Regions from separate parts of the Homo sapiens genome. Here region 2 is linked to region 1. The links are chromatin contacts, found by Hi-C or POLR2A ChIA-PET in ENCODE. All regions are on one chromosome and are shown on one strand. The core of a region is the stretch at or near the end of the contact, and the rest is flanking DNA. Distances in the headings are between cores, read along the strand shown.

Region 1 (7,733 bases), core at 3,189-5,688:
GGAGTGCAGTAGTGCAATCACCACTCACTGCAGCCTCAACCTCCCAGGCACAAGTGATCCTCCCACCTCAGCCTCCCCACTAGCTGGGACTATAGGGGCATGCCACAATGCCCAGCTAATTTTTTTGCATTTTTTGTAGAGACCTGGTTCCACCGTGTTGCCCAGCCTGGTGTCAAACTCCTGGGCTCAAGTGATAGGCAAGCCTTGATGAAGGAACTGGTAAAAACTGACAGGACCATTTCGCTGGCACCTCAAAGGGGCCCTGCCCCTGCCCGGAGAGCTGGCAGTGTGAGGCTGCTGGTGTCAGCAGTGGTGAGTGGGGCTTTGGGGCTACTGTGGAAGATGGTGCTGCGGCTGCAGCACTCCTGGTGGGCAGCCAGCCATCATCTCCTGGGCACAATAGCTGACATTTATTGGCCACTTACTATGTGCCAGGCACTGCCTAAGCATGATATAATTTATCTAATATTTACAGCTACCCCCAGTTTTACAGAGTAGGCAACTGAGGCACAGAGAGGTAAGATAATTTTTACGGGGTCAGATGCTGGTAAATGCGGAGCCAGGATTTGAACCCAGGCACGTTGACTACTGAGCTTGTGCACTTAAGCACTGTGCTAGACTGCCTGTGTTTGGTGTGTCTGAAGGATGTCATATTTTTAAGTGCATTTTGCTTCATTGATAACGTGCCCCAAGAAAGAAGACAGCCAGTGTGGTAGACTGCACACATGGCTGCAGTACTTTGCAGCTCTTTCCATTTCGAGTGAAGTCCATTTGCCCACCCCTTGTGTTTGGCCCACCTTGTCACTTACTTTGATGAAGAGAATGCGGTGGAAGGGAAGGTGCGTCCGTTCCAAGCCTGGGGCTCAAGAAGTCTTGTAGCTTTTGCTCTTCCCATCCGTGGAAGCCTACTGCCATTGGAAGAAGCCTGGGGTAGGCTAGCCTGCTAGATGAGAGACACGTGGCCGGGTCACCCTTTCACCCCAGCTGACAGCCTGCCAACCACCAGATGTGTGAGGGAGGCCATCTTAAACCATCCGATGACCTGCCAGCTCACCACAAACACAGTGAGCCCAGCAGAGCCAAGCCAGAAGAACCGCCCAGCCGACCCACAGAGTCATGAGCAAATAAATGTTTATTGTTTTAAGCTACTGAGTGTAAGCCACTGGGTGGCTCGTTTTGTAGCAACAGATAACTGATACAGCAGGAGACACTTGAAAGAAGAGGAAGCTCTGGAGTTGGAGGCATTCCCACCGGACAGTATGGCTAAGTAGAAACCCTATGAGCAGGAAAAAGACGGATTCAGAGGACAAAGGGGAGAAGCGGGAAAGACCCTGCCTGGGTCCTTCAGAAACCCAGCACCCCTACTTCTGGCTTCTGCCAGATGGAGGAGTGGCAAGAGGAGAGAAATTCCAGATAGATGATGGGAAGCCGAAAGCAGGGGTTCTCTGCTGACTTTGGGAAGACAGTCCCCCCACCCCACCACCAGCACAAGGCAGCCGCCTCTTGACAGATTCAGTGGTGTTGCGTATTGTACAGAAAGGACTTGAGAGACTCTCTTGAACTTCCCCAGGACCCTGTGTGCTATGGAAGGGATCCAGATACTCCCACTGGGCTACTGCAATGATTGGGACTAGCGATAAGATGCTGTGAACCTCCAATCAAGCAGGATTGTGAGAATGGGAAGTAGAATGATTGGAGAAAGGTTTAGGATGCAAAGGGTAAGAAAACTTGGAGCAACTGAACTAGAGGGTCTGGCCACTGCGGGCGGGGCATCCTGAAGAAACACTGCTTGTCAGAGTACAAAAGGATGCCTGGACAACCAACAACAGGAATAAAAAAAAGATTAAACGCTGCTTATTAAACGCCATTACCATATAGTATGTACACATCATGGCGTAATCATGTCTCTTTGGTGACGTTGGTGATTTCTTGATGTAGCCTGCCATCTGCCCTTGTTTTAAGGGTTCCCCTTCCTTGAGGCATTTGCATTTTAAAAGGAATCAAAGCCTGCAGGTGAAGGGATGATGCTGGATTGGTAGAATTTCAGGCATTCATTGAAAATGGATCAAGGGTTTTCTTTTATGTTGGCTCCTTCCCTAGGTTCTTGACTTCGGCGCCAGCCACGAAACCACAGAAAGCATCCCCCAGGACCTTGGCGTTGGACTCCTTTCATTCCCTTCCTCCCAAAGTGTCCCACTGTTGCTCTGACTTGGGGGAGCAGGGGTCTCCCTGGCCCTCCCGGCTGCTCCCGGCTCAGGAGCGTGGGAGGTGAGGGGAGGTGAGGGGACACGGCCGGGGGCGGCTCGGTAGGGGCCCCGCGCGGCCGCCAGGGGGCGCTGCGCCGCCGCCGAGGCCGCGGCCGCCTGGGCGTGTGGCCTGGCGTGGGCACTTTTGTGTTGTTTAGATGCCAGCGTTCGCCGCTCACTCCTTTCTCAAACATGTTTCTAATTTACCCAGTATGTCTTCTACGGAAAAAAAACTTCAGGGAAAAAAGATGCATGCTTAACGTCAGTGCCAGGGTGGGCAAAAAGGGGTTTTGACACCAGATGCAGGTTTAGTTCCCGAACCCTCCGGGCCTGGGGTGAGCCGCCAGCAGGCCCCCTCCACAGCCGCTCCTCCCGCTGGGGACAGAGGCGCCTGGAAACGCACACGCCCGAACCCGGCCGCCCCGAGAGCCGCGCGTGGAGCCAGCACGCCCGCAGGCGCTCCTCCTGAAAACGGGTTCGGTTTCTGGCCGGGCAGGTTCAGAGCCGGTGCCCAAGGAGGGGAAGGACGACGCGGCACAGAACCTGGCGCGCCCACGGAGGGGGCCTAGCCTGGGCTTCTGGCCTTGCCCGGGCACTGCCGGCACTCCCGGGGAGCAGAGAGGCGGAGGGGGCACTGTCCGTGCGCCGGGGGCAGCCACCGGGCACAGGGCGGGGTGGGGGAGGTGCGGGAGGAGAGGAGAGCCAGAGTCCGGTCTGATGGGGGTCGGGGGGGACGTGGGAAGCAACAAGCCTGACGCCTGCAAATAGAAGTCATCAGGAAAGAGACCTCAAGGCCCATTTGACTGCTGGGAGGTCTCCGGGGTGGGGTCCTGGGGGGAGGAGTGTCTGATTGGCGGCTAGGTTCTGTTTTTCAGACCAGATTAAAAAAAAAAAAAATTCCCCTGTCGCCTGGGGAGATGTCTCAGTCACTTTTCTCCAGCAGGAAGCTGCTTCATGTTGGAGCCTCCTGGGATTGGCAGAGTTAAAAATCCTTTAACCCAGGATGCCTTGGGCCTTTTGTTCAGCCCTGACAATAGAATTGGGTGGAGGGGGCTGGGAAGGCAAGTAGCTGGGTTAGAGATGCATCCGTGGGGTGGGGGTATGGGGAAGCTTGTGTTCAGCCACTGGGTACATGAAAGCAACTGTGTGTGTGTGTGTGTGTGTGTGTGTGTGTGTGTGTGTGTGTGTGTGTGTGTCGGGGGAGGGTATAAGGGAGCCCAGGGACACTGGGGCACCAGCTCGTTAACACGTGTGTATGAATGCCGGCTGTGCGCTTGGCAAATCCTTAATTACACAGGGAGAACTTCCTGAACCGGGAACTCAGTATCGGTCCCTGAAAGGTTGGGTAATGGCTTCTTCTTGCATCTGGAATCCAAGGGGACCAATCTCTCTGGCTCCCCTGGGCTCTCAGATTCTTCTAGATGTCTTTGTCTTCTAAAATTCTGGGATCCCAAGGGAAGACACATAGTTAAGGACACTCAGAAATGCATACCTTTCAACCCTACTAATCATCCTAAAACCTGTGCTTTCAACATATCACGTCCTTGATCTGTAACCCTCAGGGGCACCCACGATCTCCAATGACTGGGAGTGATGGCATTTAAGTCTTTCCACCATGCAGAAGTTTCTTCCCTCATTCCCCATGAATTCTCTCCTGTAGCCAGCCTGGCCCCTCATAACCCCTTGGATATACTGTATCTTGAATTCTCCAGCCTTTCTGCAGTTGCCTTCCTGGGACATTCATTCCCATGTTCACAATCTAGCCAATTGTATCCCTTCTCTATTCAGTTCTAGCATCAGTCAGTCAATCAACAAGCATTTATTGAAAGTCCACTATGTACAAGACATGTTCTAGGCCCTGGTAATACATCAGAGACTGAGACAAATACCTGTTCTTAAGGATTTTATATTTTAATGGGAGAAACAGAGTAGACTCATGGCTCACGCCTATAATCCCAGGACTTTGGGAGGCCAAGGCAAGAGGATCACTTGAGGCCAGGAGCTCAAAACCAGCCTGGGCAGCAAGTGTCTTCTTTTGCCTCTGCAAAAGAAAATTAAAAATAACAAAAAAAGGAAGCTAAACTAGAGTATTGTGGTAGAGGGGTGTGTGTGTGTGCATGTGGGTGCATCCGTGTGTGTGGTAGGTTGATGGGTGCTGTTTTATTTAGCCAGGGAAGGTCTCTTTGAGGAGGTGGCATTCGAGACCTTCTGGGTGGGAAGGAGGCAGCCATGTGGTGATCTGGGGAAGAGTGCTGCAAGCAGAAAGGCAAGTAAAAACAAAAGCCCTGAGGCAGAAATGTGCTCCTTATGCTTAAGAAACACCGTGAAGGCCAACGTGGTTGGAGCAATGTGAGCAAGAAGAATAGAGGGGCCTTGGGAACATAGGTAGCTGAGTCCTCATGGATCAAGGTAAGAAGTGTGGGTTTTATTTTGTTGCAGTGGGAAGCCTTTGGAGGGTTAGAAGGTGGGGAGTGAAGAAAACAGTTAAGATACTATTGCAAAAGTCCTGGCAGGAGGAGATTTTAAAAACCACAGTTGTGGCTATGGAGATGGTGAGATGTGATACTGGTTTCTGGGTCAGTTTTGGAGGTGGGAATAGATAAGGCTTACTGATGATCTGACCCAGGACTAACTGGGTAGTCCTATGTTGGGGGTAGGAGGTGGATCCATAATTGTGTTTGGGCCATGCCAAGACCTATCAGACATCAGGTAAATATGTGTAGACAGCTTTGAGTCTGGAGTTCAGATTTAAATTTGAGAACCAGCATGTAGGTAGTCTTCAAAGCAGTAGGCCAGAATAATTCCACTTAGGGAGAGAGTCAAGAAAGAAGGTAGCAGATGGCTGAGACTGATGCCACTCCAACCTTTAGAGATCTGGTAGGGGAAAACCCAGCAGAGCAGACTGAGGAAGACAGCCCATGACACTGGAGGAAAACCAGAAGATGGTGATTACAAGGAACTCAGCAAAGGAAGTATTTTGAGAAAGAGGATGTATCAGTCTGCTATTGCTAGGTAACAAACAACCACAAAAATCTCAATGGCATAACAGTAAATATTTATTTGATTCACAAAGCTGTGAGTCAGCTGGAGGTTGGCTAGATGAGGCTGATGTTGGCTGGGCAGCTCTAAGCCACCGTTGGGCTGAGCCTGCTCTGCATACATGTCCCTCACTCTTTTTGTACCTGCAGGCCAGCTAGGGCACATTTTTCTCCCATGGTGATAATAGGCACAAAAAAGCAGGTGGAAACATAAAATGCCTCTAAAGACCTAGATTTGGAACTGGCACCATGTCACCTCCTCCTACATTCCATTGGCCAAAAGGGGTCATGCAGCCACGCCCAAAGTCAAGGGGCAAGAAAGTACAGTATAGTCTACATCTAGCGGGAGGGACTGCAGAGTCGGATTGAAGGGGATAGGGATAGAGTGAGGCAGGACAAGAAATAGGACCCATAATTCAGTCTTCCACAGAGAGAGTGGTCAAACGCATTCAGTGCCACTGACAGGCCAGATGAATAGAGGATGGTGAACTGGCCACCAATGTGACCTTAAGATGTCAGTCATTGGCATCCTTGATAAGAGCTATTAAAACAGACAACTAGGGCTAAAAGCCCAGTTGGAGTGGGTGGAAGTGAGAATGAGAAGTGTGGAGGTGGAGATGTCAGTGTGTAGACAACTCTTTCAGGAACAGTCACTCTAAAGAGGGGCAGAAACATGGTATAATAGCAAGAAGGGGATATGAGGCTAAGGCTTTAGAGCTTTTTAAGTCCCATTTAACTTCCATGGAAAGGCTCTGGTAGGAAGGAAGAAATTGATGAACACAACAGAAAGGGGATAATTGTGCTGGCAAAAGGGGATGGGGCCCAGGGCACAGATGGAGGGCTCGGCCATGGGTGGTGGGTGGAGAGAATGCAGAGCTATAGGCATTCTGGTGGCTTTGGAGGGAGGTAGGAAGATCCGGCAACAGATCGTACCTACTTTCTCTATGAAGGATAGTCTGAGGTTACAGTGAGAATGAAAGAGGAAGGGGAGTTGAGAATATGCAGAGAGAGGAGAAAGTGTGACATTATTGCACTGCGGAGAGGGAAAAGGAATTTTCTAAGTAACTGTAGTAGGATTGTCCAACAGTTCAAATGCCTGTTTGAAATTTATGGCCAGAAATTTGAATTGAGTCCATCCAGAGTAGCTGGCCGATTTTCTTTAGTGGTGTTCAATTGCTCAGGTGCAGGTGTGAAGTAAACAGTTTGATTTAACCACAGCTGGGTTTTCGCCCAGTGAATACAATGGAGAGAGACCAGAGCAAGGAAGGTAGGAGTGTTTGCCAGGGAGATTTTGTGTGCTGGAGCATGGAGTTTCAGTTCTCAGCTGGCTGAGAACGAAGGCCTGAGGGGAGAGATGTCATGAGAAAACAGGAGAGTCATGGAATAGAGGTCTGAGATGGGAAAATTGCTGAGTCCAAGAACTAAAGTAAGTGACCTGGAGGACTGATAGGTGAAGGGATCTCTGGATCTGAGAGTTTAGAGATGGTGTAGACATTCATGGTTCCAAGATCTAGCATATGACCAGGAGGCTGAGGCAGGGCAGGAGGAATATTCTGCTAGGGCTAAGGATATTAACAGTCTTAGAGATCGGAGTGTTGGGTGGGTCATCAGCATAGATGCTGAAGTCACCAAAAATGATGATATGAAAGGAGATAGAGCCTGATACTAAAATAATCAAGGGTTGGGGGAAGTGACTAGGAGGGTGACAGATGACATTAGGAGGGGTGATTTGTGGCTTTTTTAATTAAATATTTTTAATTTTTAATACTTTTTAGAGTAGTTTCAGATTCACAGCAAAATTGAGTGGAAAATCCAGAGTTCTATATATCCACCCTCCTGGGAGCAGTGTCCCCCACTATCAACATTCCCCACCAGCATTTGTTACAATTGATGAACCTAAGTGACACATTATCACCCCGAGTCCACAGTTTACATTGATGTGAATGCTTTATTCTTACTTTACATTACTTTTGCTGTTGTACATTCTGTAGGTTTGAACAAATGTATTATGACATTTATCCACCATTATAGTATCACATCTAGTAGTTTCGCTGTGCTAAGAGGCCGGGCTTTTGAAAGAGGAAGGAGAAACCGTTTAGAAACTTCAGTGATCAATGCGGAGTACATCTTCAGGCCCTGAGCTGCATAGCTGGAGGGAGAAAAGAGCCTCTACTGGAGAGGGCTATAGGGCAGCAGTGTCCTGGGGGCAGGTGGGCTTCTGGAAGAAGAAAGTGAGGGTCCTAGTTTTGGAGGAGCTTGAGAGTAGAGGCCTGGGGTAAGACTGGGGAGCGCAGGCAGGGTGGAGGCAGGGTTGGCTGCTGGGTGCTCAGCAGTGTGGGGTCGGGCATGTGTGCTGTGGTGAGTGGGGGCGGCTGGGGCAGGTGGCAGGCCCTGGAGGGAGGTGGCAGGTCGGATACCCTCACCTCGCCCTGTTGTGGAAGCTTTCCAG
Region 2 (7,733 bases), core at 1,671-4,170, 93 kb after region 1:
GCCCACGGGCTGTCTCCTAGAAAACCTGTCCTCCAGTGATCCTCTGTAATGAAGTGGTACCAAAACATAAAGCAAGAAATAGTCAACTGAGCAAGATGCTCTGCGGCCAAGACATGATGGACATCAGAACAGAGTGAGAAGGTCCCTGAGCAGTTCAAGGTGGAGAAGGGCGAGGGGCAAAGTAGAGGTGGAAAGGGTTGTTGTATTATATATAGTTTAGGCTACTGAGAACAGCTGACTGCTGATTAGGAATTCCCAGACTGGAAGGATTATACAAGACTTATTAAGCGGAAAGAAAGCGAAAGTAGTTACAGCTACATGGGCTCCGACTTGTAAGTAAGGATGATGTGGAGAGCTGGGTTTTTGCGCTGCTCCAGATGAGAATCTTGGGAGTCTGAGGCTAGTAAACAGGTGCCACTATATCCTGGGTTTAGCCCACATCACCAATATTTTGTTATTCAAATGTATTAACATTTCAGTAATGGTATATACAATCTCCAGCCTCCTCTGCCTCTTCCCACTTCTAACTTACCTACAGTTTTACATCTTGGGAGGTCATCCACTAAGAAAAGTGGGCCAAGAGTGGGTGAAACCCAAAATAGCTAATTTTTCTACTACACATGTCAACTCTGGTTTAAAGTTTTTTCCCCCCTGGGGAGGAGATTAAAATCACAATAACAGCAAAAATGAGAACTCATAATTTTCTATGGATTTCAATTAACATTATCTATGAAAGTACCATCCCCCACTACCACTAATTACCAAGAATTTACTATAGTAGGATGAGAATATTGAGACACAATTACAGATGTAAGTATAGACACATGTGCATACATTTCAAATTTAATATTGAGAAGAGGTCATTAGAAATAGAAAGGTTTTGGGGGCTCATTTTTAGGATATTTTTAAAAGTGAAATAGAAAGATTTATTGTTATCAGATAACTGAGTTATTTTACCATGGGAAAAATGTAAAATTTTACATATTGAAATCCATAAATGCTCAAGAAGCCTAAATAAAGATTATTTACCAAAAGCTAAAATGTAAGTTATTTTTAATAACACACAGACAGGTGGATCGATTAGAGTAGAAACCAGAAGTGGGAGACTTAGCTAGTTATTTACATTATCTGTTTAAACCAAAAGAGAGATTTCACTCACTCATTACTGATTATGTAGTGTAGACAGTCAATGTAGGTAACTTAGGTCAAAATACCCACATTGTGACCCAGCCTTTCTAAATTATTGTTCTTCATCAAGCCAAAGTTACTAATCTCCTCTTGTGTTATACTGGTCACAGGAAAAAATGAATTCAATTTCAAAACCAGGTCACCACGTCAACAGTTTTGAAATCAATTTTTATAACTTAATGGCTGATTTCCTCACAGTTCGCCAAAACACCAGCTCTTGACCTATTTATTTCTTTCATTTAGATATAATAAAAGACTAGAGATCATCTTTAACCTAGTCTACCCTTTTAAGTGAGTTAAATGAGAGTTTTTTTAACAAACCTTTGATTATTCCGCATGAATACCCACAATTCAGAGACATAGTTCTATTTGAACACCATTCATTAATTTTTTATATAAATCATAGACATTTAGAGTTAAAGGTATCTTAGAAATAAACTAGTCTGTATCAATCAGCATCTTGCAAGTGACAGAAAACGAATTTGATCCAGCTTAGGCAAAAGGGGTGAATCGATTGGAAGGACATCTGAGTGTCCCACTTAACTGCAGGCAAGGCAAGGGTACACGTGGGTCTCAGAAACACTTGATACAAATGCCATCAGAGGGACCTATCTCTTGTCTCTGCTTTTCACTGCATGTTTGCTTCTTAGACTTCACAGGGTGAAAATAGGGCTGCCAAATGGTCCTGAGCCCCACTCTACCTACTTTTACAGACTCACCACCACAGAGGTGCTGATTTTTCTCAGTACCAGTTCAAAACAAAACAAAAAAAATCCCAGGGAAGTCCTCTGATTGGCCCAGCTTGTGTCAGATGCCCACTCATGGACCAATCAACTGTGGCCAGGGGGATGGAGTCATGTAAGAAAATGGTAATCCCAATAGTTGGGGGCTGGAGAGAAACAGTTTCTGGAAGAAGGGAAGGATGATGGGAAGATCCACCCCAACCCCAGAGTTCATCCTAATTCATTTTACAAACGTGGAAATTTAAGCTCAAAGAAGTTAAGTGACTTACTCAAGGGTACAACCTGTACTTAACTCTTCTGGCACTTAGTCCAATGCTTGGTTTACTCACCCACACTGCTGTTCATTCTGTGGAATTTGCATTTCAGGGTCTTCAGCACAGAAAAGGCAGGGGCTAGGGTGGAGTGGTGGGGAGGAATTAGGGTCTTACGCTACACTTAAACTTCTACCCAGGATTTTGTTGGAGTTCCAACCTCATCAGTCTGTTATCTGGTTTTGCTTTATTTTCTTACTGGGGGAATGGACACCCCAAGCGGGACTCTCCCTGTTGCCCTCCTACCCTGTCAGTTCCAGGGGGCTCAGCCTGTTCATGCTGAATAATTATCATAAGAACACCTTACACTGAGAGAGGACTTACAATGTGCCCAAGACGGTCCGTTGTGAGCCTTCCCTCATTTAGCCCTTACAGCAGCCCTATGAGGGAGGTATTAGTGGCATTATTATCTCCATTTTGCAGATAAGAAAACTAAGGCACAGAGAGGTTAATGAACTTGTCTAAGGTCACAGAGTGGGGAAGGGATGGAGGCAGGGTGTGAATGCAGGCAGGCTGGCTCCAGAGTCCTTGTTAAGTACTGCAGTTCTACTGTTCTTTTCTAGTCAAACACCTCCAGCCTGTGGCTGCCTGCACTCAATCCGGTAGGGTCTGGGACTCCTCCAATGTCTGCTGACCTAAGTGTTGGCTCATCTCTGGGGCTGTTGCCAACCTGTCTCTGATCAAGGCTCTTCCCACTACAACTGTACTGCTCCCCACCCTCATCTTTTGCCACTGCTGCCCAAGCTGCAGCGTCTTGCTCGGGGCCTGCCTCATCACTGCTGACAGCTGCTGTTGCCGCGACTGCTCCTGGTAATGGATCTGCTCTCTTGCTGCTGGAAGGAGCCAACTCTCCTGCTCTGTGCAGATAAAGGCTTTGCTCCCCAAACTTGATAGCACAGCTTAGGACAGTTTAGGGTCCTCTCAGAAATCCTTGCTCTTTCAGGTTTACAGATTCTCCTTAAAAGGACCTGAATCAAGTTCCAAAGGAACAAAGGTGATTGTCATAGTGCTCTCTTTGCAGAATTGTAGACCTCTGTAAACACAGACCTGGGTCCCTAAGTGATAAATAAGAGAGAGCTACTGCAACTGTCCCTCACTAGATGATGAGTTTTCAGGTCCTCGTGGTTGGGAATGGCCTTTATCTCCTCCTTGTTCAGAGGGGTTCATATTACAGGCTTTGGAGCTAGACAGCGGTTTGAGTCCTGGTCTACTACTCATTAGCCTTGTGACCAAAGGCAAATAAACCCTTAATCACTCCTCTCTGCTTTGGTTTTCTCATGTGTAAAATAAGAGTATTAATATATATCTCAAAGTCCTCTTGTTGCTAAATGAGATACTGAGATTAAAGCACATAGATTAAATGAGATACTGTGTTAAAGCACATAGCAGAGTACCTAGCATAAAATAAATTTCAATACTGATACAATATGATTATTATTTTAGAGTCTTAACCCTGCTGGCTAGAACCTGACTTTTGGATGCTCAAATCTTTACAATGTTTTGAAGGGTGTGAGGCTGGCATGTGGGGCTAGGATTGCTCATGACCTATAGCTTGTTCTTGATTCCCCTTCAATCTAGGTCCTGGCTGGCAGAAAGCAGGTTTGGTAACTTAGGCAGGCAGAAGAGGTGGCAGGATGGAGGAAGGGCTCCTGATACAGAGCTGGTACCCACAAAGACAAACCTGTCAGTTACCCTGCACTTCTCTCTCCTCAGCTGGACAACTCTTCCTCATCTCTGCATGTTGTCATTGCTGCCACTGGTTGTAGGTTTTTCTGTCATGGCTGCACCACATTCATTTCTATCTGGTATCACTTGCGGAGAAACGTGATCTGTGCTATGTCCAGGCCCCGCCCAACCTGGGGGTCAGCCCTGGCAAAGAGAACTGCCTCCTAGATATTTATCATAATTGCACAACCCCCACTCCTACCTCGCCCCCTCACCCTGGGACCACTCACACACCTTCTTACCTCCAAATATTTCAGCCACAAACAGCATGCTTTTTGTTAAAATGTTAACCATTCTTTTGCCTGATTTTTTTCTCACGTCCCACATCTAGGAGCTATTTCTGATTTGCTTGGTTGATAAAGGGTTGTACTTTGTACTCTAAACCACACCCAGAGGAAACAGCAAAGTGGCCAGACATTCCGCAGATGAGGACAAATGCAAAAAAATGAGACCAAGGAGATGGCACTTCATGGGTGAATGAAAGATGCCAGTCTCTTTCACATACTATATAATCAAAATTTTACTTTAAGATAAGTGGAGGGTGGCATGCTGGCTCACACCTGTAATACCAGCACTTTTGGGAGGCCAAGTTGGGAGGCTCCCTTAAGGCCAGGTGTTGGAGACCGGCCTGAGCAACATGGTGAGATCCCATTTCTAAATAATAATAATATGATAATAATAATAAACGGATGTTGTAAAATCCCTATTTAGAGACCTAATTTGAAAATACTTCCCCCCCCACCGCCGCTTTTCCTGCATGCCTTTTTTATTGTAAGCAAGCACCCAAGCACCCTAGATATTACAGAGGTTTGTGATTTATTCAGCTAAGACGGTTTGACCCATATGTAAGTATAAAATCCCAGTATCCCCGACTCCCTGAAAGTGGAACTACAACACATTATTTCCCTCAGATAAAATGCAATGAAATTCTCTTGTCCCCTCCCTACCCCAGGAACGCTTGAGCCCTTAAGGGAACAGAACTTATGGCAGTAGGAAGAAAAAATCATGCAGATACAGTTACTTGTGACAAAAAAAAAAAAGAGGAAATGAATTGGAGAAAACAAATTATGAGAGGGATGGAAATAAAACCAGCACTTCGAAAAGGGCAGAAGAACCCAAAGAAAGCGCCAATCAAAAGGGAGAAAGAATTGCAGCACCAAAAAAAAAAAAAAAAAAAAAAAAGGTGCAAACTGGGGCAAATGTATGTGTGTAGGGAGAGAGGGAAGGAGGAAAAGAAGGAGGGAGGGAGAGAGGGAGGGATACCTGGACAGGGTCAAGCTGGAAGAACAAGCAGCGCAAGACAGGAGTCGGGGTGGGGGAATCCCAGAAAAATCTGTTTACAAAAAGACAGGCTTATGGAAATTCCAAAAGTGACTTTAGAGATTCAGATCCAAAATAGAAAAGGACCCAAATACACACATGTCTGTGTGTATTTTAACCAACTGCTGATGTTCTATCTAGACTGGAGGAAATTCTCCCCGGCCTTGAACAGACGCTGTGAGATTTTAGATTTCAAGAGACCTAAATTATCTTCCACGTAGCCTCTTACTGCGCCCCCGCGGCCCGCTTGCCCCAGGCCAAGCCCTCGGGCGCGGCTGGGACACAGCGAGAACGCGCGGTGCGCTGGGGCTGCCCCCTCGCAACTCCCTCGCATTGTCTGCCCGCCTCCCAGTGTCTCCGCTTCCCAGGCGCGCTCGGGTTATTGTTCTCCCTTCGCGGGCAGGGAGGAGGGTAGGACCGGACGGGGGAGGCAGCCGGGGGATGCGGGAGGCGGCGATCGGCTGCCACCCGAGCAGGGGCGCCTCGGTCCTTCGCACCCCGCCGTCCCTCCGCTGAAGACCGTGCGCCCCGGAGTGGGTCTAACGCAACCCTGAGCTCGGGTTCTGCAGAGGACCGGGTCCCCTGCCCCTGCCTGCAGGTCTCCAGCTCCTAGGAGGGAGAGGGGCGCGGGCCAGGGCGGGGAGCGGGAAGCCGGGCGGGCGTCCCGGTGCCGCGCAGTGGCTCCCGCGGGCTGCCTGGGCGCTTTCGGCTCGGGGGAGGGACGCTATGACGCACCCTGTCGGTATTAGAACACTTCACCTTCTATTTATAGACACTCCTCCGACCGCGGACCTAGCTGGCCCTCCCTCTCCTTGCCTTCATCGTGAACGAAAAATCCTACCTAGAATGGGAGATGCTAATACACAATGATCGGAAAGAATTCAATTTTGTGTATCCCTTTGTAATTCCAAGTATGAATTGCAGGTCTAATGATCTCTCTCTGGCCCAAGGAATTCCCCAATTTTCTAAAGCTTTAAAACCTACACTACTTTATTTTACATCCCTTCTAAATATGTCAAATTCGTCTCTTGTGAGTTCATGAAATATTCGCCAAGAATTTGCTCAAGCTGGGTAAGACGTAAGCCCATCGAATTCAGGGAAGGGATGTTTCTAGCTGGCTTTCTGTATCTGCGGAACCCTAGCAATTCTAAACGTAGCATTTATTCGGGAAGAGAGAGCATGTAAAGGAAAAATATTGCACATTTCAAACAAAAGCAAAGTTTGTCTTAGTGTTGTTGTTTTTTTTAATTGTGGCTTTTGGATACTGACTTCGTGCTTTTAGCTGTACACTAACCGTGTAATTATAGGTGATTAAAAATAGTTCTTACCTAGTCACGTTAACATTTGCAGTAATTAAAACGGGGAATTTTTTTAACGGTAATTTATTTCTTATAATTTGGTTGGTCTGCTGCAGTCAGCACTGAAGAGGAAGCCTGATTATCTTTCATCTTGGTTTCTAGTCAGTTTCACTTTCTAAACTCCACATACTCCAGAGTCGACTGCCTTTTAGATTTATTAAGAAAAAGGATTGGATATACATACATAGATATAGGTTTGTTTTTTAAAGCCTAACTAAACCATGGCTTGGTTACCATGCCAATTATTCTATAACCACAAAATTCAAGTAGAGTAGCATACAATGTACTGTTCTTGCTAACAACTAGTCTATGAAGTGGGGGTGTCTGTAAAAACAGCATTATTACATGGTTTTGCTGAGGAGAGTACTGTGCCCTACCACTGTATGAGTACTTAAACAACAACCACAATAGCAATTGTTAACAGTGCATTCATTATAAAACACCCATTTGATGGCAGGACCCTCATGAAAGACAATTTGGCAACTGCACTTACCCTTGGATCCAGTCATTTCATTTCTAGAAGTTTATGCTACAGATGCAGTACTTACATGTGAAGTCATTGGTTGTTGCAATGTGTGTACTAGCAAAAGGTTAGAAACAATATTAATGTCCCACAATCATGGTACATCTATATAATGAACTGTTATGTGGCCTTGAAGAAGATTAAAACAATCCCTTTATGTACTGATAGGGAAGTATCTCCAAGATATTGTTAAGTGAAAAAAGAAAGGTGCAGAAACAATATAAACTACTATGATTTACTTTAGAAAAATAAGTATACATGGTATATATGAACTTGTATATATATTCAAATTATATATATGAAACCTGTAACAATGTTTGCCTTCTGGGAGGTAACTGAGAGGCTAGGATGGGAGAGAAAATTATTTTCCATGATCTATCCTTTTGTATCTTGGAATTGAGTATGTATCATCTATTAAAAATTTTTTAACTAAAAATACCCTTAATTTTTTTTCTAAATTTAGGCACATATGGCAGGCAGATCTCTCTTTAATTTACAGGTGAGTTAATCTTTGGAGGGAAATCTTCAGTTTCTTCTTTTGCTTGTCTGTGGAGGCCTGAGGGTA

The links. A loop is a pair of places that touch in the nucleus more often than their neighbours do. ChIA-PET counts read pairs that join two places held with the same protein, here RNA polymerase II (POLR2A). Pooled maps may share reads with other maps.
Region 2: a map of heart right ventricle shows a loop between it and region 1 (4-fold over the local background). The contact joins the enhancer-like site here to the promoter of LINC01800 in region 1. A Hi-C loop is called at or near these places in 59 of 168 maps with a recorded cell type or tissue (A673, B cell, CD14-positive monocyte and 36 more), 22 of 37 single-sample maps with no recorded cell type and 42 of 50 pooled maps. POLR2A ChIA-PET finds 5 or more read pairs at or near these places in 17 of 52 experiments (A549, A673, AG04449 and 14 more).

Annotation. Positions count from the first base shown.
Region 1 is chr2:64,860,336-64,868,068 of GRCh38, reverse strand. LINC01800 (long intergenic non-protein coding RNA 1800) reads left to right here and starts at 4,438. Exons shown (of 5, transcript NR_110224.1): 1 at 4,438-4,655. RefSeq lists a silencer at 2,252-2,451 and an enhancer at 7,413-7,632.
Region 2 is chr2:64,766,198-64,773,930 of GRCh38, reverse strand. LOC105374777 (a long non-coding RNA gene) reads left to right here and starts at 5,734. Exons shown (of 6, transcript XR_940177.3): 1 at 5,734-5,885; 2 at 6,060-6,358; 3 at 7,632-7,667. RefSeq lists a silencer at 5,551-6,050 and an enhancer at 5,449-6,294. Within about 2 kb of position 2,920, at least 2 of the 41 ENCODE cell types and tissues checked have a DNase peak (open chromatin) inside an H3K27ac peak, as active enhancers do; they include adrenal gland and heart right ventricle, where a contact is called at or near this core.